4 separate regions of the Mus musculus genome follow, and regions 1, 2 and 3 are each linked to region 4. A link is a loop called in an ENCODE intact Hi-C map of the cell type or tissue named here. Cell type or tissue: left cerebral cortex. All regions are shown on one strand. Region 1 holds the start of P3h3 (prolyl 3-hydroxylase 3). Region 2 overlaps Pianp (PILR alpha associated neural protein). Region 3 holds the start of Mlf2 (myeloid leukemia factor 2). Region 4 overlaps Lpar5 (lysophosphatidic acid receptor 5).

Region 1 (8,000 bases), 230 kb after region 4:
AGAGGTGTATGCAGGTGCACAAAAAGCCCACTTCTTTTCTTGATCCAAGCAAGCACTTCCAACTTTACAAGCGATCTCAGCTGGCATCGCAAGCCCCCTTAGCTTCTAGCAGGCCTTCATGCGGGGCTCCTCTGAGCTCTACCCAAGAACAGCCCTCATAAGGATGCACACAGTGACACACGGTGACACACGCTTCCTCCTCCCTGAACAGCTAACTCCTCGGTCCCTAACAACACCAGCTGCCTCTTCGGGCTCATTCGTGTTGAAAATCCGGGATGGGGTGGGGGCAGGACACCAACCGCTTCACCAATGAAGCCCGCTCCCCGCCGTCCTCCTCGCCCCCTCCCTCCCCGCGCCTTCCTTGCCCCTCCTCCTCTAAGTCACCGCCGTCCAGTTTCCCCGCCCCACCCTCGCCACCCCCGACCCCAAGACTGGTCAGCGGCTCCCTAACCCCGGGCTCGCAGGCTGATGACCCTGGGAGACAGGGGCCTCGAGGGGCCGCAAACTAGCGCGCCGCGGGCTGAGCCCGAGAGGCCAGGCTGGGGGGAGGGAGGCCCGGAGGGAGGGAGTGAAGGAAGGAGGAGGGCTGGCGAGCTGGAGCCGGCAGGCGGCGGGAGCCCGGGCGAGCCTCGTCGGGAGTGCGTCTCCTCGGCAGAGCAGGACGCAGCCAGAGGTAAGTGGACCCCTGCCCGGTCCCCCGCGTGTCTCCACTCCCCCACCCCACCCCACCCCGCGAGCTGCCTCCGCGCCCCTCCTCCCGGCCCTCCTCCCCAGCCACCTGCTGTTTCTGCCCTAGAGAACACCCTAGGTGACTGGAGGGAGGAGCCGCCTGACCTTATCCCATCCAGGCGAAGGGCGAGGGACCCCTGTCGGCCAGAAAGCCCCCAATCTTCCTCCTCCCATTCCCTTTGCTCTCTGTCCTTCACCCCCTTCTCTCTGTCCTTCACGTCTTTCTTCTTCCCTCCCTTTCTGACTCTCCCTCTCTTTCTTTCGGAACCACCAACTGGGTCTGGGGGTGGGATGAGGGTGAGTGGGAAGGGGTCCAAAGGCTGTAAGGGAGGGCAGTGGGGGGCATCCGGACCTATTCCCTACACCTCCTCCTGGCTGTCCATTGCCATGGCAACTAGGATGTACTGGGCTAGGGGGGAAGAGACAAAGATGGGGGTGGACTGGGACCTCTGGGGGAGAGCTAGGGTCTAAGGCTCTTCGCAGGAAATGAACGGTGGCACAGCTGTGCCCCACTTTCCCCGTCTGCCCCAAAACCATCACACCGGTCTTATAGCCTCTAGTCTGTTCAGTGTTTCACTTGGTTTCCTAGTGCCTTCCCCAGCTCTCCCTGAACCGTATCACTAAGACCAGAACCCTCCTGCTCTCTCCCATCAGAGGGAAACTGAGGCTCTGGACCAGGGGAGGAGACCCAAAGTCTCCTAGTGAGGTCAGCCAGCCTATTTAAGGTCTACCCCCCCCCCCATCACTGTTCCCAGGCTCCTCCTCCATCCTCCTCCTTCCCACCCACCTCCCTCCAATATCTCCGCCTCGGGTGGGGGGGGGGCTTCTGGACCTTCCCGTCTATTTCCAGATACTACCAGTTTCCCCCCTCTTTCTCTCCAGCTCAAACTCTCCTCCTTCTCCCTAGTTCCCCCTCTTTCCATTTCTGGATGCTTCTGATGTCAGTGGCTTCCCCGCCTTCAGGTTCCCTAGCTACAACCCCCCAACCCCCACCCCAGTCTCAGTCTCCTTCCTCCCATTTTCCTTAGGTAGCTGAAGGGGTGAAAACCCAGGCTTAGATAAGTAGGCTGAGCACAAAGACCACAAAGTCCAGGAGAATGGCATGCAGGAGAAGGGCTCCTGCTTTAATGTGAGTCCCCAAGGAGGAACACATCACACTGTCTGTCTCCCATTAGCAACTGAAGAGAGACCTAGGGACATGGAGACAGGGCTGGGTAGTTCTGAGCATGGGCTATTATAAGCACAAAACTTGGAATTCCAAAGCAGGGAGAAAAGGCTAAAAGGAATGGAGACCCTTCCATGTAGTCTGCAAGTAGATGAGGTCTTATGCCTGTGGGTAAGGGGGCATCTGACTTAAGGCAAGGGAATGCTCTGAATGACCCCAGCGACCCTCAGCATCAGTCATTTCCATAGTTTCAAGGGAAAGGGGGTACAAGTGAGCCAAGCACAGCACAGGCCTAATGCTTGCTCCTCATCTCATCCTCCCTCACAGCTTGTCCAGGTGACTGAGCTCCACCCCTGTGCACCAAGACACCCACCCCACCCCCCACTGGTCAAGCCTCGCTGGAGAAAGAGACCGGGAAGTCCCAGCATGAGAATCAGAGCTGCCCAGCCAGCTTCATAGATGGGGAAGCAGCCTGCTTGCCTCCCCCATCAATTACAGGGATAACTGAGAAAAAGCCCCACCCAATATGGAGGCTGAGGACTACCGCCTCTATTAATTCCCTGCCTTCTCCCCTGCCCTGCCCACCTGGCCTTAGCTGGGTCACTCATGCAATGCTGAGAAGTAAGCAAGACTTGGGGTCAGCTTGCCTGGCTACCAGGCAAGGACTGTGGGCATCATGGGGGTGTGTGTGAGCGGGGCTCCAGGGTGAGACCTAGCCCCCGCCCCCAGGAATTCAAGGGGGTGGGGGTGGGGCCGAGGATAGAATGGCTCGGGGAGGGTTGGGGGCAGAAGAGGCCTCCCTACGCTCAAACGCATTGTCCTGGCTGGCCTGTGGGCTCCTGGCCCTGCTGGCCAACGCTTGGATCATCCTTAGCATCTCAGCCAAACAGCAGAAACACAAGCCACTGGAGTTACTGCTCTGCTTCCTGGCCGGTACTCATATACTCATGGCGGCTGTGCCCCTTACCACCTTTGCTGTGGTGCAGCTCCGGCGCCAGGCTTCCTCTGACTATGACTGGAACGAGAGCATCTGCAAGGTCTTTGTGTCCACCTACTACACGCTGGCCCTGGCCACCTGCTTCACGGTCGCCTCGCTCTCCTACCATCGCATGTGGATGGTGCGATGGCCCGTTAACTACCGCCTCAGCAACGCCAAGAAGCAGGCGCTGCATGCCGTCATGGGCATCTGGATGGTCAGCTTCATCCTCTCCACGCTGCCCTCCATCGGCTGGCACAACAACGGGGAGCGCTACTATGCCCGAGGCTGCCAGTTCATAGTCTCCAAGATCGGCCTCGGTTTTGGTGTCTGCTTCAGCCTCCTGCTTCTTGGGGGCATTGTCATGGGGTTGGTCTGTGTGGCTATCACATTCTATCAGACACTGTGGGCCCGGCCCCGGAGGGCTCGGCAGGCCCGGAGAGCGGGGGGCAGTGTGGGCACCAAAGCAGGGGGGCTGGGGGGGTTGGGTACCCGGCCAGCTTTTGAGGTGCCAGCCATTGTGGTGGAGGATACTCGAGGGAAGCGGCGGTCCTCGCTGGATGGCTCTGAATCTGCCAAGACATCCTTGCAGGTCACCAACTTGGTCAGCGCCATCGTCTTTCTCTATGACTCACTCACGGGGGTGCCCATTTTGGTGAGATTGAGGTCCTTCAGCCTTTTTTTAATATACAGGGCCTTCCAGTTCTACCAGCCACGCAAAAGCTCCATCTCCAGCCCGGCATCTACCGTCCTCTCGTCTGTCTGTCTCCTGACATTTGGGGTTCCCTGTCTCAGTCCTCACCCGCCACTACTCAATCCCCCAGCTCCTTTGACCATTCCTTGCTTCCACTTCTATTCTTCAGCTCCACAGGCCCTGTCACTCTTCAACCTGTCACACGGCTAGCTGCCCTGAGCCTTTATCTATTCCCTGCTTCTCCCTGGAGATCATTCTCTGAGCACTCCTGAGTGGAAATGAGTAGAAACCCCAGGCTCACCCGACCACACTATCCAGGCCCGACTCCTGGGTTCCTCTGTCTTTGACTTTCTTGGAGTCTCACTCTCCTCCCACCCCCATCTCTCCCACTCCGCTCAAGCGCCCAACGTCAGGGATTTGTTTATAGCACTTCTCCCCTTTCATCATTCAACCCCTTCCAGAGGCTCACCCGCCTCCCTTCCTAATCCCTTGCTTTAAAGGTGGGTATCAGGCTTAGGTGGGGCCTGGACTCTCAAGCCTGACCAGCCATTGCCTATTCCCCGTCAGGTGGTGAGCTTCTTCTCCTTGAAGTCAGACTCAGCTCCGCCATGGATGGTGTTGGCAGTGCTGTGGTGCTCCATGGCACAGACACTGCTCCTGCCCTCCTTCATCTGGTCCTGTGAGCGCTACCGTGCAGATGTGCGCACAGTGTGGGAGCAGTGTGTGGCGATCATGTCCGAGGATGACGGTGATGACGGTCAGAGGAGGGACGGGGCCTTTTCTTTCCTGGATAGCTACCTCTATTTTCTGTCCTTTCTACTGCCCTTCTCCTTGAGGAGACGTGCTGCCCTGGGGTGCCCCCTGCTGGACTAAGCTGGAGCCAACTCCAGGCTCCGTCTAGCCTGATGACTTGTCCATCCAAGCCCTGTTTCCTTTGATGAGCCTTTCACTAGGCATCTGCTCCTCTCTGGAAGCCTACACCGGCCGGCCAGCTTGGTCCATGCCAAACAGGGATTGGGGCTTACAGACTGATGGGAGTCAAAGAGTCCTCCTGGACTTTATGAAGGGCATGGGGCTCTAGAGGGTAGGTCTTCTCTGCCTGTACCCACTGGGCTCCTTCTCGCTCCTAGATGGCACCTGTGACGACTACACAGATGGCCGAGTGTGCAAAATTCGCTTTGATGCTAACGGGGCCACAGGGTCAGGGAGTCGGGACCCCACCCAGGTGAAGCTGCTGCCTGGGCGGCACATGCTCTTCCCACCGCTGGAGAGAGTACACTACTTACAGGTATGGGACAGAAGGACTCACCTCCATTCTGGTCTCCTGCACCACTGCTCTTTGGCTTTGGACTGCAGGGTACCCTAGGGGGTCAGGTAAAGGAGAGACAAGAGGAAGAAAGTTTCCCTCAGATCTCTCAGAACCAGGTTTGCCTACTAGAGTAAACACGTTGGAGAAAAGGAAGAGTATGAAGCCATCTTGCAGAGTCCCCACCTTGGTTCCTGTCACCTTTACCTTTGTCTCTGCAGCATCTCCAGGTCTCACCTGCTCCTCTTCCCAGGTCCCTTTGTCCCGACGATTATCCCACGATGAGACCAACATCTTTTCTACTCCTCGGGCACCAGGCTCCTTCCTGCACAAGTGGTCCTCATCGGATGATATCCGGATCCTCCCAGCCCAGAGCCGAGCCCTCGGAGGCCCTCCAGAATACCTGGGACAGAGACACAGGCTGGAGGATGAGGAGGATGAGGAAGAGGCTGAAGGCGGGGGCTTGGCCAGCCTTCGACAGTTTCTAGAAAGTGGGGTTCTGGGGTCGGGTGGGGGACCCCCACGAGGTCCCGGTTTTTTCCGGGAGGAGATCACCACCTTCATCGATGAGACACCTCTGCCTTCTCCAACTGCGTCACCAGGACCCTCTCCTCGTAGGCCTAGACCACTGGGTTTTTCACCTCGACGGCTCTCCCTTGGGTCTCCGGATAGCCGAGCCGTTGGACTTCCTTTGGGGTTAAGTGCAGGAAGACGCTGTTCCCTGACCGGGAGCGAAGGGAGTTCAAGGGCTTGGGGAAGACCCTGGGGGCCAGGTAACCCCATCTTCCCCCAGTTGACCCTGTGAGGCCGCATAGGCCTGCTTCACTGGAGGGGGGGGGGAGGCACGAGCGAGTGAGTATGCCTCATCCTGGCCCTGAGTCTATGGCAGCTGCCTCCAGGGAGATGGGGGGGGGGGGGCCTACATCCGGGCTCTAGAGCCCCAGCTCTCTCCCATCCAAGTGACCAGATACCCAACGCACCCGTCTTCACCCCTAGCAAAATGTATTAAAAGGCTGAGTTGCCGTGGAAACCTTGATGTTCAGCGTTTGCGGGGAGGGGGGGCAAATGGTCAGTGGCTTGGGCGAGGGAAAGTGGCTAGAGGACAAACCGGATAAAGGGCAGGGGGAAGAGGTATAGAAAGAGACGGCCCAATACGACGCAGACAGACATAGGAGAAATGGGCGTAGGAGCGTAAGATCCTGGGGTGGAGCAAGGGACACTAGAGTGTGTTAGTTTGAATGGGAAGGATCTTTGCTTAAATTAGTAAAAAGTACTCAATTCCCATCTCCCCTAAATGCGTCTGGGCGCTCAGTTTCTGAGTAGAAAAGTTTTGGTGCCAGAATTGGTGTCCCAAACACGGAGTCACCCTCTTCCAGGCAGCGTTTCGAAAATCCATCTTCACATGGTGGGTTGGCAGGAGCGTGGGTAGATGAACGTGTGAGGGGCGTCCACAATCCTTTTCCAGGACTCAAGGATGGACGGAAACGAAGTTACCCCCACGTCACAGGCCAGGAGCCCTATTTCACCCTTCTTTCTCCATTTCCCTTTCTTACCCACACTAGACCCATGTGTCCCTCGGATTTCTCACTCCGTCTCACTTCGGTTTTCCCAGGGGCAGGCCTAAATCCAGCAGGTTTCTTTGGCATCACTCATTCCCTCTCTCTTCCTCTCCCTCCTCTTCTCCATCTCTCCTTCCTTCTCCTCCCCCTACCCCCCCTCCTTCCTCTCCCTCCCTCCCTCCCGTCTCCGCATTTCCCTTCGGCGGTGGGCCCGCGACTCTGGCACCATGCTCCGGCTCCTGCGGTTGTTGCTTTTGCTGCTGCTGCCTCCCCCGGGGTCCCCCGAGCCTCCCGAGCCCCCGGGCCTGGCTCAGTTGTCACCGGGGTCGCCTCCCCAGGCCCCCGACTTGCTCTACGCGGACGGGCTGCGAGCCTACTCGGCCGGGGCTTGGGCGCCCGCAGTGGCGCTGCTGCGAGAGGCGCTGCGGAGCCGGGCGGCGCTGGGCCGCGCGCGCCAGGAGTGCGGGGCGAGCTGCGCGGCCGAGCCGGGCGCCGCGCTCCCCTCCCAGCTCCTCGGAGCCCCACATCCTGTCTCCGGGCCCGGGGTCTGGGAACCGCTGCTCCTGCGCGCCACGCTCCGCCGCGCCGAGTGCCTGACCCAGTGCGCGGTGCGGAGGCTGGGCCCGGGGGGCGCGGCGCGGCTCCGCGTGGGGAGCGCGCTGCGGGATGCCTTCCGCCGGCGGGAGCCTTACAACTACCTGCAGAGGGCCTACTACCAGGTGCGGGGGCCGGCCAGGGTGCTACCCCAAGCCTACTGACTGTCTTACTGGGAGCTGACCAGGAGAGGGCGGGATGCTCGCCGCCCGGACTCGGGGGTGGAGCCTTGGAGGGCGGATAACGGAGTTCTACTCTTGTGTGGGTACCATTGAAACGTGGCCAGGACTTGCGATGGCCGCAGAGGGAGGGTCAAGAGAGAGCGTGGAGAACGTGTCAAATTGGAATGAAGAGGAGTGGGAGTAGACCGAATATGTTGGGAGGGCTCCGCAGTTTTATTTTAGCGGGTCTAGGCTAATGAATGCAACCTTTCAGATACGAAGAGCAGATGGAGAGGTGCCCCAAACCATACACACACACACACACACACACACACACACAGAGAGAGAGAGAGACAGACAGACAGACAGACAGAGACAGACAGAGAGAGACAGAGAGAGAGACAGACAGACAGACAGAGACAGAGAGAGAGAGACAGGCAGAGAGAGTGCATGTGTTCGTTCAGGAGTGGGCGTTTGAGTAGGAGCTTTCTCTTGGGGAAGAATCGAGCTTCGGAAAGGTTGAAGGAGCGGGGCTAGTTTGCAGAAGGAAGTACGGCTGAGGCTGGAATCTGGGTCTGTGGCAGTAGACAGTGTGCAGTTTCCAGAATGGTAGCTGATGCCTACGTGGCTGGAGGCGGGAGGGGCTCTAGTTTCACACACCTCAGCCCAGGGTCCTAGAGGCCTGCAGATTCTCGTCATTCAAGGTCTCCCCGCTCCCCCGCCCCTCCCCCATCTACTTGAGCCTCTCATTTCGTTGTCTCCAAAACAGAGATCCTGGGGCCTTCAGCCCGAGGCCCACCCACTCTGACGCTTCCA
Region 2 (8,000 bases), 85 kb after region 4:
CCACAGTGGAGAGGGCATCTGGGGAAAGGGAACAGGTGAGACTCCCAGTGTCTCACTGGTATGTTTAATTTATTTAAATTTAGGAGGACTGCAGTCTAATCAGACGGCAATTAATTCCTTGTTCATTAGGGGACTTCATGTGTGCCTTTTGCATATGGATGAGCCACAGGGTCACACTGTCCCTCTAAAGGGAGAGTTGTGGAAGGTGAGAGCCCAGGGAGCCCTTCGAACGAGAGCATCTTGCCCTTCTACTCCAAGTGCTCTTTCATTCCCCATCGCCATGGCAAGGCCTCCAGCCCTGTGGGGAACGCTGGAAAGGTTAAAGAGGCTTCTTCACCTTCCACGTAGCCCTTCCTTCCTTCCCTACTCACCGACCTCCCCCAGGCCCTTCAGTGTCCTCCTGGCCCCCTCCCTTTCCATTCCCTCTGGAATCTCCTGTGCACTGTGCTGACAGCCCTCCTCAGAAGGCTTGTTTGCTCCTACCTCAGCAGGGTGGTCCTTGGTTCATGACTCCGGTCGCTGCTCTCCTCTGGAGCAGCCTGTCCTAACACTGCCCTTGTCCTAAGACAGACAGTCGTCACCGTGTGCTTTAGGGGCTCAGCTACACGTCTTTCAATATACAGTACAGCTCGTCAGCATCTAAAGCATATCTATCTCTCTCTCTGTGTGTGTGTGTGTGTGTGTGTGTGTGTGTGTGTGTGTGTGTGTGTGTGTGTGTACGTGCATGACACACACCTATTTATAGCCTCAAAGATAAAACACATGGAGGCAGGTACATTCCGGGCAGCCCACACTGCTCTCTTGGATACTATATTGTCTCCTACTTCCGTGGGGCTAGCCATTTCCAGAGAGCAGGTGAGGCACAGATGGGGGGTAGGGTGGGGAGGAACAGGACACAAGACCTAGGTGGTTACCAGAGCAACAGAGCCTAGCAACAGCTGAGAAACTGATGTGTGGGCTTTACTAGGGCTGTTAAAGAGCCAAACCTAGAATTGCGACCCCAGAGGTGACTGATCCCAGCTGGGCAGCCTGTGTTCCCTCCCCAGACACACCCCTTGATTCCACCCCCACACCTTAGCAAGTGGGAAAACCACACTGAGCTGCACACAGGCTCCTGGTGCAGCATAGCTTTTTGGCGGGCAGTTGTGGGCAGGGCCATGGTAAGGAGCATGGATGAAAATAGAGCGGGTAGAGCATCCTCTCCTGGGCTCGCTCATCCTCTCCCTATGACCCTTTATCCTCTGCCTTAGCTGTCTTGCCCAGTGCGGTGTGGTGACTCATGCCCGTAATGCCAGGATTCAGGAGGCCAAGGTGGGTGAATCTAGTATGGGCCAGCCTGGAAACAGGGTGAGAGACTCTATGTCAAAATCAATCCATTGCCTTTCTGGCTTGTCTCATTGCTTGTCCTAAGAAATGTCCCTACTTTTCTCTGTCTTTGGTCTCTCTTGACCCTCACTAGTAAGGAACAAGCAAGCCTTAAAAACACTTCAGATGCAAGTTCTCCCCCCTCAGGGCTCTTTCTCCTCTGGAGCCTCTCCGGTTCCTTCCTTCATCCTGTCCTAAGTTAAGGTATCCATCAGTCTCCAGCTTCAGGTAGAGCAGGCCAGGTGACAATCTAGTCTGAAGAAGTTCTTCATCTCCCCTTTCTCTCCCATTCTCCTTCCTGTCCATCCTCTTCTGTGTATGGGGCTGGGGGACGGTGCCAGGGGTTGGGAATTATAAGGCAAAACAGGCAACTAAATTATCTTGCAAAGGCTTTATTTGAAAATTTTGAAACTTACATCCCACAAGATTATCACCACAAGAAGAAAGAGATAATACAAAAATATATATCACAGCATAGGAGCCAGGTAAGAGGGAGAAGGGAGCTGGAGAGGTGAGCGAGAAACTGGAAGAATCTGAAAAAACGGAAAAGGGAGAGGGGAGGAGGGAACGTGAGGGGCTCAGGGAGAGAAGGGTGGATATGGAGGCAGAGCTCCCAATGGCCTTGAACCAGCTGGCTTCAGTTCCTGGCAGCCTAGGTACATTAAGGGAGGCCTTAGGGGAGGGTGGGAGATGGAGGACCTGTTGAGGGGGCTCCGAATTCCATACAGACACATACACACAGACAGCCAGGACCGACAAAACAAGGGACTTGGGAGGGAAGGGAGGACATGGGAGTCCCTTCTCATGTAGTGCAGCAGGAGACTCCCCCAAACCCAGACTTCTGATGACAGAGTTTAACAACTGGGCCTCACTACCCCCGTTCCTGTGGGGGAGCCCTCAGTAATACCAGCATCCTTGGAATGGAATGGAAAGACACAGATGTGAATGGGGCCATGACAAATGGTACAAGGAGCCCCTAGCTCACCTCCCACCCACCTCTAGGGCAGCATGCAAGGGCCACAGAAGCTAGACCAGTGGGTGCTGATGAGGCAGAGTGGGCACACTATGCCATATATTGGAGCCAGAAATGCTCGTGCCCAGTCTGAGATGGGCACAGAGAATGTAAAGGGGGCAGGACATAGGCAACACGAGGGAGAGAGCTAGGAGCCGGCTGAGCAGACGTGAATGGGGACACGGCAGAGGAGCAGCGTGGAGAGCGTGACTGTGCTATGGCCTGTGAGGGTGTGGGTGAGTGTGCAAGGCTTTCATGTGAATGTGCAAGGGTGGGAATGGGAGACCCCAGTCACTGGAGGACAAACGCTTGGGCTTGCCCATGGGATTAGTGAGTGTCCCAGGTTGTGTGCAAGGACAGGAGCTAGGAGCCCCCCACCATGGCCCCAATTCCCCAGGGTTGCCCCACCCTCAGTGGATGGTGGCTATGCTGGCCACTTGGCCTCCTGCTTGGCAGCACCCCAACATGGGGGGGCATCACAGATTCACCAGGGGAATCCTGAGAGGAAGAGGGAAAATGCACAGTCAGGAACCAAGGAGTAGGCTGAAGCTGCAGGAGAAGTCAGGGTTAAGAGGGCAGAGCTGGAATTAAGGGTGGTAGGAGGATAGAACAGAGAGCCTAGGGGTGCAGGGAGCCCCATTCCCCTTGGAGAGGATCTGACCAGCCCCCTTGGGAGGCCCAGGAACCAGGTCAGGAAGGGTGTCATGGACTGCATTAGGGAAGACCACCCACCCAGGAAAGATAACTGAAGGTCTAGAGGTTCCCTCCTCACCCTCCCATCCCATCAGCCCCTCCCATCCCATCGCCCTCACCGGTTCAACTGGAAGGCTGGAGCCCCCTTAGGCTGGGGCATCCCAGGCCGGGGTCCCCCTCGGGGTTCCTCATGGTCAGGGGTGGGGGTAGGCGAGTCCCCAAAAGCCCCCAGCACAGTGACTCCAGCAGGAGACAGGTCTGTCAGTGGTTGCTGACTCTCCTCCTGCCTCAGGGCACCTTGCTGCCCTGAGGGCCTGCGCCGCTTCTGGCTACGGTCCCAGCTTGTGCATCATAAGGAAAGAGGTCTTCTCACAAACTCAAGTACTCTCTCAGTTCAGCATCCCTGGTTAACCCAGCTTCTCCTTCCCCAAACACCCCAACTTCCCCACAGCAAGGAAACTGGCTTCTGAGACCGTCAGACTATTCCTTCTCCTTTCCTCTAGATCATTTTTGGAGGGCCACAGGCTTAATGACTCCTCCCCACCAATACATAGCCCTTTAAAACTGCCCCTGCCACACTGATGTCCAGAGGAGCCTTGCTCTCCTCTGCGGGGACCTGGCAGATTTAGTTCAAGCTCAAAGTCAGCTAATGACTTGGGCACCTGAATCTAACGATTCTCTCAGTAAAGTGTGAAGGACTGTGTGACCCACTATTACACGTGTTCAAAGAAAGCTCCCAATTTTCTTCCTCCTGGACAGAAGCCCTGCGAAAAGGTGTTGCAGCAGGTTCAGTTTGCTCTGTTGTAGAGAGCTGCCCACCAAAGTCCTCAGTTTAGATGGAGTCCTCCCTTCCCTCCCACTGCCCTTGTATTTTTTTTCTGGAAGAACGTGAACTGATTTCCCCGAGTCTTCCTCCACTCCAGTTAGCTTTCCCCAAGCTCTCCCCTTCATCGTTTCCTACTCCTGAGAAACTTGTCCTTGGTCTTGCCCTGTGCCTAGCCTTCCACGCCATCAGGCGTCTCCCCGGCTTACCAGAACTTGAAGATGATGCCGGTAGCCACAAGAACGATGATGATGGATATGGTGATCGTGACATAAAGCTGAGGGTCCACACCTGATGGAGAGGGAAGAAGGCTGTTGGGAGGCCTGGGCAGGTTCAAAGTGGGTGTGGCCGAGTGTTGCCGTTGGACTCCACACTGCCTGTCTCCTCTGGACTCTCCCTCCTCGCCTATAATCAACTTTCTCCTGAGCTATCAGCTCCTCTACTTTCCCAAACATTACATGTACCAAATCTTACACATACATGTGGTGAGGATGAGGCTCCAAGGTCAGACAGAACTATCTTCCTGTATAGAAATGGGGTAGAGGTATCAGATGGCCTTCCCTCCACTAGTGTCCAGCACAATATGTGCTAACACATTCCCTGGTAGTGAGTGACCTTCCTCCATGGCTTCCCCCTGCCTGGAATACCCATTCTGGTTTTTTGTTTTGTTTTGTTTTTTTTAAAGATTTATTTATTTTATTATATGTAAGTACACTGTAGCTGTCTTCAGATACTCCAGAAGAGGGCGTCAGATCTCGTTACAGATGGGTGTGAGCCACCATGTGGTTGCTGGGATTTGAACTCAGGAAGAGCTGTCAGTGCTCTTAACCACTGAGCCATCTCACCAGCCCCCATTCTGTTTTTTAACATCTAGCTCACACGTCAATTGTTGGATCTGCCCTGATCCCCCAGGGTAAAACAGTCTCTCGCTTCTCTACATTCCTAAACACATGCTGCTCGCGCTTCTGTTAGGGTGTTTATTATGTTGACTCATCCCCAAGTGTCTCACATCTGTTTTCAGCAGTGGACCTGAACCCCTTCAGAGTGCACGCAGCAGCTTCACCTCTGCATCCTTTGCCAGCCTAGAACCTGGCACATTTGCTGGAGACACTCACAGATAAAGCCTCAATTTCCGCAGATCATAGTCTTCAAGTCCCGCCCCCTCCCCCAATCCCTCACATCCCTACCAGCCTTGCTCACTCACCTTCTCCACGCCCTCCAAACAGGAAGGGCCTCAAGGTAGCAGGTGTTTCCCCAAGGATGAGCCCGTCTCCGTCATCCCGCATGGAGTCTGAGTTAGGGTGCGGAGTAGCCAGCCCATGTGGGGCTGCAAAACCATAGTCCAGAGGCAGAAATCCAGGATTGACCGAGTTGGGGTCCCCTCCATCCTCCCGAGATACTGTGGGACCCCACACTATAGCCCAAGGGTACTGAGATGAGGGAGGCCCCTCTTCAAAGCCTGATGGGGTAGCAGGAGGGGCAGTGCCTGGCACAACCTGCCGACGTGATCTTGGGACCCGTGGGGATCGGCTTGGCGGAGGCGCCCGCTCCCAAACACACACATGGCGAGGGGCTGAGGGCCCACCCCGGACGCAGGGGGGGCGGGCTGGGGCTGGTGGGGATCGATGGGAGGAGCCCTGAGCAGGTGGTAATACGGACAGCAACAGCAGTGGCCAGAGAGGGAGGAGTTGGGACAGCAGTTGAGCAGACCTATAGGAAGGGAGAAAAAGCAGGTGAGACCCAGGCGATGGCTCATGTAGAAAAGGGTAGGTTTGCACCAGGAGTCTTGGGTACCTCCCTCCAGGTTTCTCTGCTTGAGCAGGTGTGTTAGGAAGACCCTGGCCCCATTTTGTCTCTTCCCAAGGGGCCAGTCCTTAATAGGCCCCAAGTTGGCCTAGGCAGGAAAGGGCCCAATCCCCCAGGGAAAGTGGTCTCCAAGCAAGCTCCCTCTGCTGGGCCAAACTTACCACATTCTGCACTCTGGATCTGAGATCTTCCTCAGCTGTGACCCAGATTTTTGGCCTTTACTGGAGGGAAAAATGAGGGTGTCACACCCTAATCTGGCCTGTGAACTCCCCCATCTCATCTATCCACCAGTCCTGCTCCTTCCCGCCCCACCCGGGCTGCCCAGTTACCCGCCATGCTTCTGCTTCCCAGAAGCCAGTGTTTCCCGGCATACTTTTCGGGGAAAACTCCCTAAACTAGCCCCCTGCCCCACCTCCAACATCCCAGATGGGGCCCATTCCCTCCTGGCCCCAGTGTCTGTCTACCCTTGCCTCTTTGGCTTCCTTCCTTCTCACTTCCTCTGCCCACAGCTCCAGGCTTCTTGGATCTTAATTTAGAGCCAAGAACCTTGTGATTCCCTGAGCACCTACCGCTAGGGAGGGAGTTTTTGAGTGGGGGAGGGAAGGGAAGCCAATCTTAGTGAGTGTTGGGGGGGATGCTAGAAGCCCGGTCACCTCTTGAAGCGCCAGGCACTTCTTTTATGATGGAGCCTAGAAGCTGGCTGCCTAGCTGCCTTTTCAGACAAGCGGGAGAAAACAGTCGGTGGGAGGAAAGCTACAGGACACGCTTTGGGGTTTGCTCTTGATGCTTAACCACCCAAATGCATGGGTGCATTCTGAAAGAGGGTGGAGCTCAAAGGAAGCCACCCCCTCAACTGTGGCTGCTCCGGGGAAAAGTCCTAGGAGAATCTAGATGGTTGGTTCTGAAAGGAAGTGCAGTCTCCAAACTGAGGGTGGTGAGGCCCGAGGGGCTGGGATCTTCAGAGAGAAGAAACATGTGACACCCTGTGTCTTCTGGATTCCTAGTCTCCGTCTGCGTGTTGAATACCCCAGGGAATAAACTAGGGAGGGGAGGGGGGTGCGAGAGGTGAAAGGCTGCGAGGGAAAAGGTTGGTCAAGAGTGAGAAGACGGACAGACAGCAGCTGGGAAGGGAGGAGATGGGGAGGAAAGAGGGGCTACAGGAGATTGGCCAAGGATGCTGAAGAGAGAAGACGGCAGGGAGGGAAAAGAAAACAGGCATCAGGCAGGAGGATGGAGGGGTCTGGTCAGGGCAGAAGCAAAGAGAGTGGAAGAGAAAAGGACGGTGGAGATCAGAGACGGGGAGAGAGTCATTGAGACAGATTAGAACACGGTGTTGAAGGCAAAATCAAAAAAGGAAGGGACGGGGACCGGAGGTGGGGGGTGGACAGAACAGCAAAGATGGAGGAGTTAGGAATTGTTTCTTGAAATTGAAAGAGATATGGAGACAGAGCTGGAGGCCAGGTGAAAGAGAAGGGAAAGGAAAGAGGCCGGGGGGCTTAGTGGGAGGAGGTTAGAAACGGGAGGAAAGAAATGGTAGCCGAACCAGTGGAGCGAATAAGGACTCGGCGACACCAGTGGCCCGCTACTCCAGGGCATACCTGCCCCTTCGTTGGCTACAACCCACCACCACCACCAATGTCAACTCCAGCCCCTTCACACACCCCGTACCCCTCTGTCACCCCCTCCAGGAAGTCCGCAGTCCCCAAGCTGGTGCGCCACCCCACCCCCTTCGCGCTCCTCACCGACCTGTTGTGCGCAGAAGACGAACTGGGGGTGGGGTGGGGGAACCGGGCCCCATCTCTAGCAGAGCCCCCCAATCCCGCCAATCCCACAGGCCTGCGCTCCCTGGATAGGGTTGGAAAGCGGTGCGAACCGGGAAAAATAAGGAAACGATCGGCCAAGGGATTTGGAGGGAGCACCCAGAGCGGAAAGGGGACCTGAGGCAGGAGGATGCCCGAAGCTGCAGGATGAGCTAAAGGCGGGATGGTGGCAGGCGCGGAGACGTTGACTGCTGCACCAAGAGGGTAGGATGGAGTCAGGACAGCGGAGGGATGGAGGGCACTGTGGAAAGGAGCTCTGGGAGACTGGAGGCGGCTGGAGACCGCGCCAGGAGGGGCGGGGGGCGAAGGACGCGGAGCTGGCACTGGGAGGGCAGAGTCTGCTCCCTACGGGTAGGGGCTTTGGGTCCCCCTCGCTCACCTGCATGCCTGGTGTGGCGGCGCGACGACTGCAGGCGCTCGGAGCTACGCGGGGCTGGGGGGTCGCAGAAACGGGTGGGGCGCCGGGCATGGTCGGGAGGTT
Region 3 (8,000 bases), 150 kb after region 4:
CGGTGGTTTCGGGAGCGCTGGAGGATGTGAGCCCTATCCCGAATGTGATGCCCAATGGACATCTGCTCTAGACCACTGTCTGAGTCCCGGACAGTCCTCCGTGTCTCCCGGATCTGGGACGAGGTGAATAGGCTCATTCACTTCTCCCCACAAAGCCCTGGCTACATCTCCCCGGGACGAACCAGCCACCCACGACCCAGTCCTGAAAACAGATGACCCTGGTTCCTGTGGATGCCGATCCATCCTACCTCCTCTGAGATAGAGGGGTTCCTTACTCACCCCGCCTGGGGCAGAGCGCATCTCCGACGTCTCCTGGTAAACCTTGGGCGCGCCGTCCCCAGTGTTGGAGTAGGAGATAACAGTGGAGGAGGAGAAGGTCTGGCAGTTGCCCCCTGCAGCCATGTGCTCCTGAGGAGGGACTGAATGAGGGCCTACTCTGCAGAAGGGAGCTCCCTTCAGCTGCTGGCTCTTGCTACATCTTCCTCAAAATACGTGAGGATGGGAAACTCGCATCACAACCGCCCCGATTCCTCAGGCCCAACACTAGCATACGTAATCACTCATGGGTCTAAGAACAAACACAGGACCCCTGGTGCTCTGACTCAACTTAGTCACTAGCTCACCCCACACCCCCAACCATGTTGGCTGCTACGGAGATCAAGGCAGGGGAAGACTATGGGGCAAGTCATACCATGTTCCCGATCATGTCGTTCATCATCCCAAACATGTCCATGAAACCGCCGGACTGGGGAAAGATGAGAGTCCAGAAGACTAGTCAGCGGTTTGGGGCCAGCCACTCACCTGAGGACAGACCCCTTTTCCTTCTTACATCTAGCCTGACCACTCAAGTTCCTCCCCATGAACTGCTGGCTACCTTCTCCGGCTCTGTGACCGCCCTAATGCTTCTCCTGCCTGCCGTCCCAATCTTTTTTTTTTTTTTTTAAATTTGGTTTTTTTTGAGACAGGGTTTCTCTGTGTAGCCCTGGCTGTCCAGGAACTCACTCTGTAGACCAGGCTGGCCTCGGAACTCAGAAATCCGCCTGCCTCTGCCTCCAGAGTGCTGGGATTAAAGGCGTTCGCCACCACACCCAGCTCATCCCGATCTTTAAGGAAGTGACCCAAAGGCAATGAATTAAAACCTCTGATCACGCTAAATGTTGATTGACAGGGCTTGCCTTTAACCCAGCACTGAGAGGCAGAGGTAAACAGAGCTGAGTTTGAGGGCAGCCTGGTTTACAGAGTGAGTTCCAGGACAGCCAGGACTGTTATAGAGAAACTTGGTCTCAAAAAAAAAAAAAAAAAAAAAAACAAAAAAAAAAAAAAACAAAAAAAAACCAAAAAACCCCTCTGAATATTTAGAGCTGTAAAAGAACCCCAAACTTTCCCTCCTCAAAAGAACCGCTGTACATTTTTACTTTCCCCAGTGATTAAGAACTTCTGAGTGTCAGTAGCATTTGAGTGTTCTAGTTATTATCTTTCTGTGTATGAGTGTTTTGTCTGCATGTACGTCTGCTCTCTACATTCATGCAATGACGGTGGAGAACAGAAGATGGCATCAGATGCCCTAAGACTACAAATACAGACAGTTGTGAGCTGCCATGTGGGTGCTGGGAATCAAACCCTGGTTGTCTGGAAGAACAGCCAGGTGCTCTTAACTCGGGAGCCATTTCTGCAGCCCTAGCTCCTTAACTTATAGTCAATGGGCTCTGAACCATGTCAACTATCCAAAGAGAAGATTTTTAAGACCACCAGAGTGGTGCATTTGGAAATAACATTTAAGGGGTGTGTGTGTGTGTGTGTGTGTGTGTGTGTGTGTGTGTGTGCGCGCGCGCACGTGAGTGTATGCACTTGTGCAAGAGATACAGGAAGAGAAGACAGGGACTCACCATTCCCAACATCCCGAAGGGAGAGACAGCCCCAGCCTACAAGACGAGAAACTGAAGTTAGAACTACACCCTACCAACTGTATGTACCAAAGGAGGTCAGTGCCTCCGTTCCCCCCTTCCTTCTTTCCACAGGAGTCACACAGCCCCTTTCCCAGACTCCTGACCCCACTCGTCTGCCTCCCACGCAGGTCATGTCCCTTTAAAGCTGGTTGTAGGGCAAGAACTGCAGCATACTTAACTAATCACCCCAGGTCTCGATATGTTCCAACTGTTACCTGCATCCTGCGGCTGGCAGGCCTGGTTGCTGGCATGTTACCATCTGTGATGCTCAGGAAGGGGCTATATCCAAAGCCGCCTGACAACATGCGGCTCATGTGCTGACGGTGAATTGCGAAGGGGTCCCTGCGGAGTGAGCATACACTATAGAAGGCAGATTAACCCCCAGCCTTCTTCACCTCCCCGAAATGAAGTCAGGGTACACAGTGGCACGGATGCCGGCTTCCCTCTGAGAGCGGCAGCTGAGTATCCAGCTAATTCTAACTGGTTCCAGCCAAGGGAACCAACTCAAAGGTCTGCCTGAACTGCTCAGACCTGAATCCGAATGGGCTGAGGGCGCGAGGGGGAGGGAATTCTCACATCAGGAACATGGGATCCTCAGGCTCCACGTCCCTCATGAAGCGGAACATCGTGATCTCAGCTCCAGGGGGCTCCACACTGTGAAGATACGGAGGCTGTGTTTCCTGCAGGCGGCCAGGCTTATGCACACCAGCTCAGTGTTGCTACTCTTAAGGCTGCCTCTTGCATACACTATCACTGACCCCTCCAAACTCCAGGGAAGATCCTTCGCCAGGTGAGCCATATAACCTATGAGACCTGAGAGCCAGCAGCTCTCCAAGCCGGTCATGGAATTTTTCCCAAGCCTCTTAGTGGTGCCCCTCCACCCCCGCCCGCCATCCTCTCTTCCCCGAGCCACGGTCAGCTCCTCCTCCGACGCCAGACTCGATGAGAATCTCGAACGGCGGCCCGCCACCCCATTAATGACCCCCAACTACTCCGCCTTCTGCTGGCACTGGGCGCTACCAGGCCTCCCCGGGCAGGCCTCACTGCCCACCGATCCGGGCCGCCACTGCCCCAGCCCGTGCCTCCCGCCGGGCGAGCCGGAGAGGAAGGTCCACTCCCGGGATCGCATCCCTGCAGCCGTGCGGGCCGCGGCGCCCTGGCCTCACCGGTCCCCGACTCCGGCTCAGCGGCCCATCCGGCCGGCCTCTCCTCGGGGCGCTGCAGGAGCAGGGTCGCGGCCCGGGACGCAAGGATTGGTCCGCGCGGCAGCTTCTCGCCTCCCGCACCGCCTCCTGCCTTCGCCTGCCACCTCCGTACCCCCGCCCTCGGCCCGAGAAGCCGATCTTCGGTCAGGCCCGAACGGAAGTGACGTCACGACGGACGGCCCCGGGGGCGGGCTGCGGGAGCTCCGCCCACCTGCTTGGGAGGGAGGGCGGCGCGCGCGCCGTGGAGCCCCGGAGGGCGGGTCCTCTGGGGCGGGTGGGAGGTGTCATTAAGCTGGCTCGGGGATCTGGGGACAGGAAGAGGCTCCTGCAAAGGTGGGGGGGGGCGGAGCGGAATCGGGAGGGACCGGCTGAGCGCAACGTGGGGGCAGGGTGTGCCGCACCTTTTTTGCGGGGGGGGGGGGGGAGAGGCGGGCTGTCTGGGGGCGATCGGTGGGGCGGATCCCTGCGGGGACCTTTAAACACACTGCAGGAGGGGCGCTTAACCAGGGGAGCGCGTGGGCCTGTCCCTCTGGAGAGACGCTCGGGCGGGCGGTGTCCTCCGAGTGACGCAGAGAAGGAGGTGACAATTTAGCTCAGGTCTAGTTAAGCCTTGGAAAAGGCCAACCAGGGAAGGGAATCCAGGTTGGGAGTTTGGCCGCCAGAGGGCGATCCTGGGCCGGGCTGGATCCTTAGCTCCTTAGGACTCGGTGTTGGCTTAGGCTTCTGGACCACTCCAGGACCTGTCTGTGAAGGGTTGGCCTGGGCAAAGGCGTTAGTTCTGAAGTCTGTTTGCTTTTTGTTGTCGTTTTTTGGTTTTGGTTTTAGTGCTCAGGACCCAACTCAGGACCTTGGGCATACCAAGCACATGCCCTACCACTAAGCTATAGTCCAGTTCCTTTAGGTCGTAGGTCTTTAAAACTTTCTTTGTTCTGAGCAGGTAGATAGGTCAAGGGACTAAAGTTTAGAAGAATAAAGGGGTGGAGAGCTAAATTAAGCAGAATCACCCAGGGGTGGAGCTAAAAAGTAAGCCCAAGAGGGCTGACTCCAAAGCCAGAGACTGGTATTTTGACATACTAATTGTCTTGCACAAAATCTGGCTGAGCTGGAGAGAAGAGCCCTCCCCTTTGGGTCAGAGGATTTGAACTGTATTGGGTAGACTTTGACCCACAGAGATCCAAACTCAAAACTGTCCCAAGTTCTTTACTCTGGCTGTCAGCCACATTGGTACCGTGTGGAACCTGATCTGAAGAGAAAGGTTTATTCTAACCAACTCCCTGAGGGAAAAGGGTCAGTGGTTACTCAGGAAAAGATTGGGAGCAGAGACTCTCAGCTTCTTTCGATTTGATCATTGCTAGTGGGAAAAAAATAGTGCTAAGAGAAGAAACAGTGATATAGTTAACGTAAGCTGACAGATTGGCAAAGTGAAGCCAAAAAAAAAAAAAAAAAGGAGAAAATGTGTTTTTCATTGATATTTGATATATAAGACCTTCTTTAAATGCCTCTTGGTATCCCACCCGACAATTGTCCTTTCTTCTTGCTCTAAAGAAAAGCACTTTGACATTCCATCCAGAGTACCTCAGAGCTGCAGAGCCAGCTCAGTGGCTAAACATGCCTGCTGGTTGGTGGGGCACTGGGAGGGAGGCAGAAAAAGGATGATCTCTGTGAGTTAGAAGCTGACTTGGGCTACATAGCTTATCTAGAAGAAAAACAAAAGCATAAAATTAAAAACAAACAAACAAAAAACCCAAAAGCATAAAATTTAAAAAATAAATAAATAAAGCTTGCTGCTATTCCAGAGCAACCCAGGATGGCTGCAGAGTTGCAGCTCCAGCAGCTCTAACATGCACTGCAGAAATCAAGGGTGTGTACACACCTGGCATACTGGCACACATCTACACGGAAAATAAATCTGAAAAAGGAGCTTGCTACCTTGCAGAGGACCTTGTTCCAGGACCCACTTTGTGACTCTCAATCATCAATCGGTAAAACCCCAGTTCCAGGCTATCCAATGCCCTCTTTGGGCCTCTAGAGGGATTGTGTACACATTGTACACACCTATAGGCAAAAATACATAGAAAATAAAAATAAATCTGGTTATATAAAAGGGTTACTTTGGCCAGTGGTGACCTTTAATCCCAGCATTCAGGAGGCAGAGGCAGGTGGATCTCGGTGTTTGAGGTCAGCCTGGTATGGGAGGGGAGCAAGGGGGAGGAGAAGAGCAATCAAGCTCCGGAGAGCTGGGACAGCCAAGGCTACATCCTTCTCTAGTCTATAATATAGTCCACCTTCCCCCTAGGCCATTGTAAATACTTGTGTATGGGTGTAACTCAGCTATCTATAGTTCTAAGTATCTACTCTGGTTCCTCCTTGGATCACAAACTTACTTCTTCCTAGATAATGGTAAATTCCTGTGTAAGGCAGTGACTTAGCTATCCATGCCCAAGGTCGGATCAATAACTGCCTAGAATCTAACTTAGCTATATGTCAAAATATCAATCCTTAGGAGCACTTGTAATAAAGGAATATTAAGGGAAAGCACACAGATCTGTTCACCAACTAAAGCAAGGACATTGGAGCATTCGTTATACAGGATGCCAAGGTTCCAGGAGACTAAGTTTCCATGAACTTTTCGCCTCGGGACAGCACCCAGGTTTTTGGGGCCTGTCGCGCTTGTCACTACTGGAGTGGATGTAGCAGGCTGGGGAGATGGCTCAGCAGTTAAGAGCACTGACTGCTCTTCCAGAGGTCCTGAGTTCTAATCCCAGCAACCACATGGTGGCTCACAACCATCTGTAATGGGATCTAATGCACTCTTCTGGTGTGTCTGAAGACAGTTACAGTGTATTTGTATAAACAGAAACAAATAATATTTAAAAAAGAAAAGAAAACTCGTCTTGAAAAAACAAACAAAACAAAAGAATGTTACTTCAATGAGCATTCTGCCACCTACACTTAAAGATATCCTACACAAATGTTCTTTTTTCTTGTCTCTTTTGAAAGCAAGTCTCCCACACTCTCACTATGTAGCTCTGGGACTAAAGGTATATGCTCCCTACCTGGCCATCAAAGCAAGTTCTACATTGCTTGGCCACTCAACAGCTGTTTAATGAGCACGTGCTCTGTGCTGGGTCTAGTGTATTAAACAGACAGACAAGGCTAAGACAGCCCCTGCCACCTTGAGGTGTGGTCTTTTAGTCTCCTTGCCTGTGTGTTGCGTTTGTTTTGACATAGGTTTTTGCTATATAGCCCAGGCTGGACCACTTGAACTAATGGTAACTCTGCCTTAGCTTCCTGGCTACAAGGATTCTAGTTGGGTGCCGCCGTGGCAAGCTATATCTCCAGGTTTCTTTTTCTGTCTGTTATTTGCTGTCCTGTCTCCTTTCTTTAAGTCCTTTCTCTTCCTTCTCTCAGACTGTAAGGATGTTGCCATGTTGTTAGATATAAATCTGTAATCCCAGAGATACATAGCAAGTCTCTATGTGAGATGATGTCAGAAAAGATAGCAAACAGAAAACCTTAAGAATCTCATACCATTCCATTTTATCTTTGCATGCCTCTGTGTGTGTGTGTGTGTGTGTGTATGTGTGTGTGTGTGTGTGTGTGTGTATGTGTGTGTATTGTGTGTGTGTGTGTATGTGTGTGTGTATGTGTGTGTGTATGTGTGTGTGTGTATTGTGTGTGTGTGTGTGTGTGTGTGTATGTGTGTGTGTGTGTAACCAGGACCTTGCATATGGTAGATAAGCACTCTACCATTGAGCTAAGGCCACAGCCCTATTTTTTATTTGGGACAGTCCTATTGTGTAACCCAGGCTGACCTGAAACTTCCTGTGTTGAAGTTAAGTCCTGATTGTCTGTCTTCACTGCCCAATTGGTGGGATTCTGGGCCAGTGCTATACACTATCTTTTCCTAATTTAATTTCTGTTATATTCACCTGTGTATGGAGTGCTTCTATCATGACATGCATGCATGCAGAGGTCAGAGGACAATCTGGAGGAGTTAGTTCTTTTCCTCTACCACATGGGTTTGAGAAACCAAACTCAGGTCACCAGGATTGGTGGCAGCTGCTTTTACCTGCTGAGCGACCTCACTGACTCTATATGATTTTATTTTAAGATTCATTTAGGGGCCCCTAATGAAGGAGCTAGAGGGAACTGCAACCCTATAGGTGGAACAACAATATGAACTAACCAGTACCCCGGAGCTCTTGACTCTAGCTGCATATGTATCAAAAGATGGCCTAGTTGGCCATCACTGGAAAGAGAGGCCCATTGGACTTGCAAACTTTATATGCCCCAGTACAGGGGAACGCCAGGGCCAAAAAGTGGGAGTGGGTGAGTAGAGGAGTAGGGGTGTGTGTATGGGGGACTTTTGGGATAGCATTGGGAAATGTAAATGAGGAAAATACCTAATAAAAAAAAAAGAAAAAAAAGATTCATTTAGGTTAGCTATGGTGATGCATACCTTTAGTCTCCGCACTTGGGATGCAGAGGCAGGAGGATCTCTCTGAGTTCGAGGCCAGTCTGGTCTATGTAGTGAGTTCCAGGAAAGCTGGAACTACAGTGTGGGTTCTTGTCCAAACAAAAACATAGATAAATAAAAAAATTTTTTTAAAGAAAAAAAGGCTTATTTATTTGATGTGTATGAATGTTTTGCTGGCCTGATGTATGTCTGTGCCTGCCTGATGCATACAGAAGTTGGAAGAGGGTGCCGAGAAGGTCTGGATAGTTGTAAGCCACTATGTGGAACTGAACCCGGGTCTTCAGCAAGAACAGGGAGTGCTCTCGACCACCCACCGTGCTATCTCTCCAGAGCCTCCATGTAATTTTAAATGAGCGTATTTCCTCACCT
Region 4 (8,000 bases):
AATTTCAGGTGTTCCCATTGGACTCTTGAAGGGAGGCTGACCTTAGAATGATGAGAGAGGAAGGGGTGAACTGGGGGGTGGGGGGGTTGGAGAAGAGCTCCTCAGGCCCTCCCAATTCTGCACCACCATCCCATAATAATCCCCCCAGCCCCCCTCCCCCTCCCACACACGACATCCCATAATATCTTCTGGAGAAGCAGTCCCCGCAGTAGGTACAAAGAGCTATCCCATAATAAGCTCCCCCACCCCCACTCATCACCCCCAACTTGCCCCCCCCTCAGTCACATGCAGCCGGTGCCATCCCCCGCTGCTCCCCCCTCTGGCCACCGAAGGCCTTGCCAGCCCATAATACTCTTGCCTCTGGTCGCAGGAGGCCTCCAGCCCATAATACTCCCTTCCACCACCACCCCCCCTTCCCGCCCCGCACCCCTTCCTCCCGCCTCCAGTTGGAGCCGGGCCTCACCAGCCCATAATATTCCCCAGTCTCCTAAGGCTGTTCCAGCCCATAATACTCTCCCTGTCTCCTAAGGCCTCTCCATCCCATAATACTGCCAGACGCCTGACCTGTGGGCCAAACCCCAGCCCGTTCCACACATCGAGGCTGTGTCAGCGCGCTGGTCTCTCTCCCTGTCCCTCCTCCCGCCCTGGGTCAGAGCTTTCCCTCCAGGGCTGGCGCTGCCCTCAGGACCACGGGCCCCTCTCCCAGCCCCACCCTGTGTCTGCCTGGCCCTCACTTCCCCTCCAGCCTTCTCCCTGGCCCTTTCTCCACCATTGGTTCTTCATTCTGTCTCCCTCCTCTGCCTTTCATGCACTTCTCCACCTCCATATTAGTCCGTGGGATTGGACATCAGCCTCATGGGGAGAGAGTGCCCCCAGAGGGCAATGGGCCAGTCACTGCCCCGGGGCTGCCTGCTTGACCTAGCACCATGGAAACGTGCCCAGCCTGCCTAGTGCTAGTTCCCCTGACTCTAGTTCTGCTCATCTGGACGATTCACCTGGAGTCCTTGCTGTCTTTCACAAGAGTAGCTCCAGCAATCCCAGACTCCACATAAGACCGTGATGGAAGGAGCTCCCATTTATGGGATTTCTAAAATGCCTTTCACATTTCATTGTCCTCAGCCACCCAGTAAGTAGATACTAGGAGCCCCATTTCCCAGGGGTGGAAGGAAACAGAGGCTCACAGAGGTTAACTGGCCAAAGTTACTTTACTAAGAAGTGACAGCTGACATTACTAACCAGGTTTGTTTGATTCCAAAGTCCTGGAAGCCTTTGGTTTTCTTTAAACCCAGTATGAGAATTCTGGAAGGACAGAGGATTGGAGAGGGTCATGACCATCTTGCAGGAGGTCTAAGCCATTTTGTGTGCTACCAACAAAGACAAGCTGCTGCTGACAGTTCCTTGGTGGTGTGTTTGGGGAACAATGAGATTAGAGACGTGAGTCCAGTTTTCAGCCCCCATTCAGCCACACTGTGTCCAAGGTGAGCATAAAGTAAGGGGTCAGGGGAGCCATGAGTGGACAAGGATGTCAGAGGAGGACGATTTGGGAAGAACAGAAATAATGAGGCAGATTCAAGGTGCGGCAACAGAAGAGCTAGGTCTACTCATCCTAGATAAGGAATCCAGGACAGACCAAAATGCACAGAAGTCCTAGCTGGTGAACCGATAAGTTTTATTGGGGTTACTTATAGGAATATGGGTGAGGGGTTACTTACAGGAACAGAAAGGACTCAAAGACAGCTGTATCACCAAAGCCCAACCCAGCATGGGTGACGGCTCACAAAAGCTGGGAACCTGGAGACACCCTACAGCCTGCAGATGGCTCAGCAGGTTGAGGCCCTTTCCAGGTGCCTCAGTTGCTCTAAACTTCTAGGCAACTTGGCTGGTTTCTACTTCTACCGGGCAGCCGATCTGGTCTCCGAATCTTCTTTAGAGCTGGGCTTCATGTAGTCCCTCTCAACCTTGATTGTTAACTCTCACAAGGGATAGGCCTAATGAATTTGGTCAGTTTTAGGCACTTCCTGAAACTATTTTGTGTGTTTACCTTCCTGCTTAAGGAGATTCCCCACCGGGTGGAATGTTTCAATTTCAGAGGAAACCTTTACACAACAAGGTATTAGGATTATTATGGGCTGGCAAGGCCTTAGGTGGCCTGAGGGAGAAGCAGCTGGGGTGGCACTGGCTGGATGTCCGGAAGGGGATGGCTAGTTTGTTAAGACTGAAAAGAAAGAGTTTAGGAAGCCAACTGAGCCACTTCCTGGTGGTGTGACCTTTAGACCTCACAGTCGCCAGTGTTTCCTCAGTGAAATGAGGCTCATCAGAGGCCCGTATAATAACTAAATAAAAAGAGGCTCCCTAGAAAAGCATGCTAGAGCACATGTGATCTTAACACTTCAGAAGCTGAGGCAGGAGGATTGAGAGCTCAAAGATAGGCTGGGATGCAGAGCAAAAAAAAAAAAAATATTATAGACATTATTTTGAAATACTGGTGTGCAGAAATTTTATTTGCATATGGATTTATTGAGACATATGTTTTTTCTTTCTTTCTGTTCATTCTTTTTCTTGAAACAAGATGTCTCCGTGTGGCCCCGGTCTGGCCTTGCCCCAAAACCACCGTCTGGCTTGGAATTTTCTTTATTGTTCAGGCTGCCCTTGAATTCTAACTCCTCCTGTTGTAGACCCCAGAGTAGTTTGAGACTACAGGTGTCTGTCACAATACTTCAGCCATCTTGTGGGGGTGGGAGCAGGGATATATTAACTCCATAATGCTTTTTCATAGTGGAGATTGAACCCAAATCAGCAAACATGGTTGGTAAGGACTGTCCTCAGCCCTCTGTTTATTTTGAGACAGAGTCTTGCTCACTTGCCCAGACTGACCTTGAAGAAAAGATCTTCCTGCTTCAGCCTCCTGAGTTGCCCAATGCTCTTATTTTCACCTAAGACCCTCTCTTAAATGGGGCAGGCCCAGAGCATGTGAGTGTAGGGGGCAGGGCTCTGGGTTTCTCCCTTCTGCCGCTTCTTTGAGGGGCACTTTGTGAAAATGGCAGACTCTTTAGACCTGCACAGCCTGTTTTTCGTCGGGTGCTATTCGTTTCCTCCGCCTTCAATGCCGTTCTCGAGGTGATGAAATGTGTGGAAACCATTCTGAGCTCTGATGCCACATTTCAGGCTAGCCTCACCTGCCTCCATCTGTGTCTCCCCAGGGCCTGACCACATTTCTCCCTAGTCCAGTCACCCCCACACCACTTTCCCTTCTTGACTCTCCCTGCCTGGTCCCCCACAGTTCTATCCTACAAGCATGTCTGCGAACCTCGCTGGGAGAATTTCAGGGGCTTCGTTAACTGCCAGCACCACCTTCTGCTTTCTCTTACCTTCAGGTCTTCAGGTGTGGACATTGTTCACCTGTGCTGTGGTCGCCACTGGATACTAAGTACTTCACAAGATCTGACTGTTTAGTTAGCGAGTCTTTATTGAGTACTAACTGTGCAAGCATGGTTCTAGACGCCAGTAAATACATCAATGAACCAACCAAACAAAAATCTTTGCATCCCCTCCCCCATGGGGCTTGCGTTCTACCTAGGGAGGTGGAGGAAGTCAGAAGTACATACAAAAATTAGAATAAATAAGTTATATGGTCTGTTAGGTGATACATGCTGTTTTAATTGTTCTGGGATTCACTCAATACCTGTACCTAAAAGAGCTCAATTTTCTTTCTTTTTTTTTGGGGGGGTGGTATACAAGGGAATTTCAAGACAGGGTTCCTCCATGTAGCCCTGACTGTCCATGTAGCCCAGGCAAGCCCCCAACTCACAGAGATCCACCTGCCTCTGCCTCCCAATGCTGGGATTAAAGGTGTGGGCCACCACCTCATAGTTCAACCTTTTTTCCAATGTATTTGTTTATCTAGTTTTGTTGTGCCAAAGATCATACCTAGGCACTTGCAAAGGCTGGCCTCCGAGGCGTGGTTCTCCAGCCTCAGTATGTACAGAGCTGGGATTACAGGCGTGCACACCAGACTCAGATCCCTCAAGTTGTTTTTGTCTCTCTTTTGAGAAGAGGGTTTCACCATGTGGTGTGGCTGGCCTGGCTATGTAAACTACTCTGGCCTTGAACTCGCAAAAGATCTGCCTGCCTCTGCCTGCTAAGCACTGGGATTAGAGGCGTGGGCCACCACCATGTGATGTGGTTGCTGCAAATTGAACTCAGGACCTTTGGAAGAGCAGTCAGTGCTCTTAACCACTGAACCATCTCTCCAGCCCCATCTGGGAACTTTTTTTTGAGACGGTCTTATGTATCCCAGAACTCAATATATAAATATATAGCTAAAGATAACGTAGAACTTCTGTTCTTCCTGTCTATGACTTTCCCTTCTCTCTCTCTCTCTCTCTCTCTCTCTCTCTTCCTGACAGTCTCTCTATGTAGCCATGGCTGTCTGAAACTCTCTGTGTAGATGAGGCTGGCCTCACCTCTGAAACTGACAGAGAACTTCTTACCTCCACCGTCACAGTGCTGGGATTAATAGGGTGTACCACTTCTTGGGTGCTGGAATGATACAATACCAGACCAGGTTTGGGATCAAACCCAGGGCTTTATGCATGCAAGGCAAACACTCTACCAACTGTGCCACAACCACACACACACACAACAACACACACACACACACACACCTACCTTTTGAAAATTCTGTTTAACTCTGTTCCTATAGTGCCTGTTCTGACATTCTGCCTCAGGTGGGTGCTCATACTCTCCACAGACTTTGAGTGCTGAGGAAGAGAGGCGCTTGGGACGGATGCTAACAGCAGCTTTAAAGCATCTGGTAGTAAGGGTCTGACTTCTATGCATCTGGACTGTGGCCCATCACTGAGGAATGGAAGTTACTTCCCTAGTTTGGCCACCAGGGGTCATGTTACTCCTGCAAATCACCAACAGATACACGAGGCCCAAATCTTAACTAAAACAGAGGCATTTGGGAAATCTCTCTGTACTGTGAGACACAGGGGCATAGTGCGTGTAGGACATACACATGACATCAGTTCTCAATGTCAGGATCTAAAAATGTCACAGCAACAACTGCAGCCCTGCCCACAACCCAGTCCTACTTGGATAAATAGGGAAGAAAACCTTTTTGCTACCCTGCTTACTAAGACAGGCTCCTCCTCCTGCCCTTCCATCTCCCCCTTCCTTCCTTGTACACTCTTCTCTCCTGGATGACACGGTTCTCCAGAAACATTCCGCCTGGCCCTGAGTATTTGTGTCCTCCAGAGAACCTTAAGGACCACAATGAGCAGGGTGATCAGTGCCAACCTAGAGGAAGTTAGATGTGAACTCTAATACCTTAGAATAAACAATCTCAAAGTGTGATCCAGAGACTGGCTCTTTGAGGAATCCTGAGGTCAAGACTATATTTAAATGCTAGCATGCCCCGTGTCCGTCCGTGTTCATCCTCTCCCGGGTGTAGAGGGAAGCTTCCAGGGGTTTCATGGAATGTGATGACATTCCCGCTCTCACAGATAAATGGAATGTGTGCTTCTGTATTTCCATGTCTCAGAAACATGTCAGCTTTAATTAATAACATGGTGAGCATCATAAGAAAAGGAAAGAACAAAAGCTCTGTCGGCTCCCTCGTTCCTTGCACAAAGGGATTTGAGACCAAACAGTTTGAGGACTGACGTTTGACTGCAAAAATGGTAAAGGTCAGAGGAGGAGAGGGAAGAGAAGAGGGAGGGGGAGGGAGGAGAGGATCGAGGGAAGGGAGGGAGAGGGAGGAGGCCCAGGATGGGGGATAGAGAGAATGAGTTAAGAGACAGAGAAGCAAAGTGTGGTGGCCATGTAGAGAGAGCGGTTTTCAAAAGATACAAATTTCATAAAATACTGACTGCAGCTGGGCTTGTAACCCCAGCATGTATGAAATGCTGAAACCGGAGGCTCACCAGCATGCTGGGCGCACCTCTACTCTCAGCACTCAGGAGGCAGAGGCAGAGGCAGGTGGACCTCTGTGAGTTTGAAGCCAGCCTGGTCTACACCAGTGAGTTTCTGGATAACCAGGTTATTACACAGACAAATCCCAACCCAGTCTTGAAAAAACAAAAACAAAACAAAAAGACAACAAAAAGACCAAAGTCTGTCTTAGTGGCAGACAGCTTTAATCCCAGCATTTAGGAGGCAGAGGCCAGCAGATCTCTGTGTGTTAGTTCAAGGCCAGCCTAGTGTACAGAATGAGTTCCAGGACATCAAGAACTACATAGTGGGACTCTTGCCTTGAAAACAGAACAAAACAAAAAGAGTTCAAGGCCAGACTCTGCTATGTACTATATAAGGGGGCGGGGTGAGGAGAAGGAACGGGGTGGGAAAGAGAGGGAAGTGAGACTGAATATTAAAGATCCAGGATGGAAGAGGCCCCGAGAGCTGCAGAAGGGAAAAGGATGACTTAGAAAAGGAACCAAGAACTAGCAAGTGAGAGGGACTCCAAGCATGGCTCTGCCCTGCCCCAGCCACCACATGCCAGGTGTCAAGTCGAAATTGTTACAAGTTGGGAAATGGGTCAGAACTATTTGGTCCATAGCAAATAAACCTTTGTGTTATACCTCCCATCTGAACAGGGAAGCCAGGGCTGGTGACACAGTGGCCATCACCCTTGAGTAAACACAAAAGCCAGCAGGTAAGGCTGGGATACAATACAGTGGGAATGTACTGGCCCAGCATGTGCGGGCTGTGGGTTCTCGGTTCCACCACCAGCCCAGAGTTTTATTTTTGAAGATGACAGATGAGCGTCTGTGTAGTTGATTCACCAAGGTCACCAGATCTTTAGCTCTCAGACTGACGACCTAGGAGATCTCTCTTCTGCTCCATGTACCAGCTCTTAGCCATGCGCATGCTCACTGCTTGGCTTCCTACATACTGGAGCAGGGTTTCTCTGTGTGATAATCAGAAGCTAAAGCTGTCAGCAGTGGCACTCTTCTTTTCCTTGCTTACACACTTGTTCCCTTCTGCACACTAGAGCTGGAGTTGTTTCAAAGTCCAAGTACCCAGCCCACCTCCCTCAAATGTACACCCTAAGCCTCTGAGGGAGGCACAAGTCTACGTTCACTTAGACTGCGTCCTCTCAGAGAGCCGAATCCTGGGAGCAGTTGTCCGGGGGTGTACCCAGAGTGGCAGGCTGGAGTAGAACCTGACTTGTGGCATCCTGCCCAGTGTTTTGGGTGCTTTCTGAGGGTAGTTCGGTGAGCACGCCTGCAGCCCCATTGGTAGCCAAAGGCCTGGTATTCAGCGGGGCGCCCAGGTTGCGAAGGGTGTTACGGAAACCCTCGGCACTGAAGTAGTAAACCAGTGGATCCAGCACGCAGTTGGCGCCGGCCAGCAGCACCATTATCATCAGCACCCCGCGCACCTGATCGCGGTCCTGAATACTGTTCTTCACCAAGTTGGCCCGTAGCAACCCATATACAGCCAGCGTGGAGTTATAGGGCACGAAGCACAGCAGGAAGATGATGAGATTGGCCAGCAGGAGGCGCACGGTCTTCCGTCGCCGTTGGCTCTGAGTGGCGTCGGGCCTCGCCAGTGTCCAGAAGACTCTGCCAGACGAATAGACGACAGCCGCCAGGGGCAGCAGAAAGCCTAGTATCTCGGCCAGCAGCAGGAGCGGCAGCAGCCTGCCCTTCCACAGTTCATCGCTGAAGCTCTCGAAGCACAGGCGCACAGTGATGTTCTTGTACGTGCAGTGGGACGGGCTGTGCACGCGGGCGGCGGGCACAGCGAACAGCAGGATGAGAGCCCACACGCCCAGGCAGAGCCGCCGTGCCACACGGGGCCGCCGTAGGTGGCGCAGTCTCAGCGGGTGCACGATGGCCGCATAGCGGTCCACGTTGATGAGCATCAGAAAGAGACAGCTGCCGTACATGTTCATCTGGAAGATGGCGCCCGACGTCTGGCACAGGAAGCCTGGAAAAGGCCAGTGGTGCTGTGCATAGTAGGAGAGGCGCAGGGGAAGTGACAGGGTGAAGAGC

The links. A loop is a pair of places that touch in the nucleus more often than their neighbours do. Peaks named below come from ENCODE experiments on the same cell type or tissue, not always from the same donor. Only the 100,000 strongest peaks of a DNase experiment are listed, where the experiment ranks them.
Region 1: a loop joins it to region 4, with 2.5 times the contacts of the local background. A loop is called at or near these places in 12 of 42 quality-filtered maps.
Region 2: it touches region 4 in a loop (1.9-fold over the local background); 5 of 42 quality-filtered maps call a loop at or near these places.
Region 3: it touches region 4 in a loop (2.2-fold over the local background); 4 of 42 quality-filtered maps call a loop at or near these places.

What each region holds. Positions count from the first base shown.
Region 1 is chr6:124,856,344-124,864,343 of GRCm38, reverse strand. It overlaps P3h3 (prolyl 3-hydroxylase 3), which reads left to right and starts at 6,627. Exons shown (of 15, transcript NM_013534.5): 1 at 6,627-7,148. The coding sequence starts at 6,657. It overlaps Gpr162 (G protein-coupled receptor 162), which reads left to right and starts at 361. Exons shown (of 5, transcript NM_013533.4): 1 at 361-673; 2 at 2,222-3,525; 3 at 4,132-4,321; 4 at 4,695-4,852; 5 at 5,124-5,900. The coding sequence starts at 2,659. The coding sequence ends at 5,675. Gm32404 (a long non-coding RNA gene) reads right to left here and starts at 6,537. Exons shown (of 3, transcript XR_378023.2): 1 at 6,424-6,537; 2 at 5,108-6,337; 3 at 3,574-4,926. In left cerebral cortex, CTCF peaks have their summits at 614, 4,426 (motif pointing left) and 7,199 (motif pointing right); DNase peaks (open chromatin) are centred at 4,690, 6,595, 7,216, 7,777 and 10 more places; H3K4me3 peaks cover 5,550 bases; H3K27ac peaks cover 6,468 bases.
Region 2 is chr6:124,996,838-125,004,837 of GRCm38, reverse strand. Pianp (PILR alpha associated neural protein) reads right to left here. Exons shown (of 6, transcript NM_175696.4): 1 at 7,899-8,000; 2 at 5,861-5,920; 3 at 5,098-5,603; 4 at 4,103-4,184; 5 at 3,190-3,411; 6 at 1,742-2,875. The coding sequence starts at 5,865. The coding sequence ends at 2,854. It also overlaps a transcript of Cops7a not described here. Among named protein-coding and RNA genes, the nearest start is that of Pianp, 4.1 kb to the right of the region's middle. In left cerebral cortex, CTCF peaks have their summits at 4,676 (motif pointing right) and 5,839 (motif pointing left); DNase peaks (open chromatin) are centred at 6,527, 7,077, 7,444, 7,674 and 2 more places; H3K4me3 peaks cover 2,692 bases; H3K27ac peaks cover 2,472 bases.
Region 3 is chr6:124,926,699-124,934,698 of GRCm38, reverse strand. It overlaps Mlf2 (myeloid leukemia factor 2), which reads right to left and starts at 3,311. Exons shown (of 9, transcript NM_001170341.1): 1 at 3,113-3,311; 2 at 2,523-2,600; 3 at 2,162-2,288; 4 at 1,887-1,922; 5 at 692-745; 6 at 280-408; 7 at 1-113. The coding sequence starts at 2,572. In left cerebral cortex, CTCF peaks have their summits at 2,603, 3,807 (motif pointing right) and 5,168; DNase peaks (open chromatin) are centred at 2,148, 2,605, 3,363, 3,763 and 1 more place; H3K4me3 peaks cover 2,370 bases; H3K27ac peaks cover 2,753 bases.
Region 4 is chr6:125,081,572-125,089,571 of GRCm38, reverse strand. Lpar5 (lysophosphatidic acid receptor 5) reads right to left here. Exons shown (of 2, transcript NM_001163269.2): 2 at 5,528-8,000. The coding sequence ends at 7,100. Among named protein-coding and RNA genes, the nearest start is that of Chd4, 10 kb to the left of the region's middle. In left cerebral cortex, CTCF peaks have their summits at 903 (motif pointing right), 4,891 (motif pointing right), 7,371, 7,571 and 1 weaker place; DNase peaks (open chromatin) are centred at 871, 4,904, 7,205, 7,597 and 1 more place; H3K4me3 peaks cover 507 bases; H3K27ac peaks cover 1,417 bases.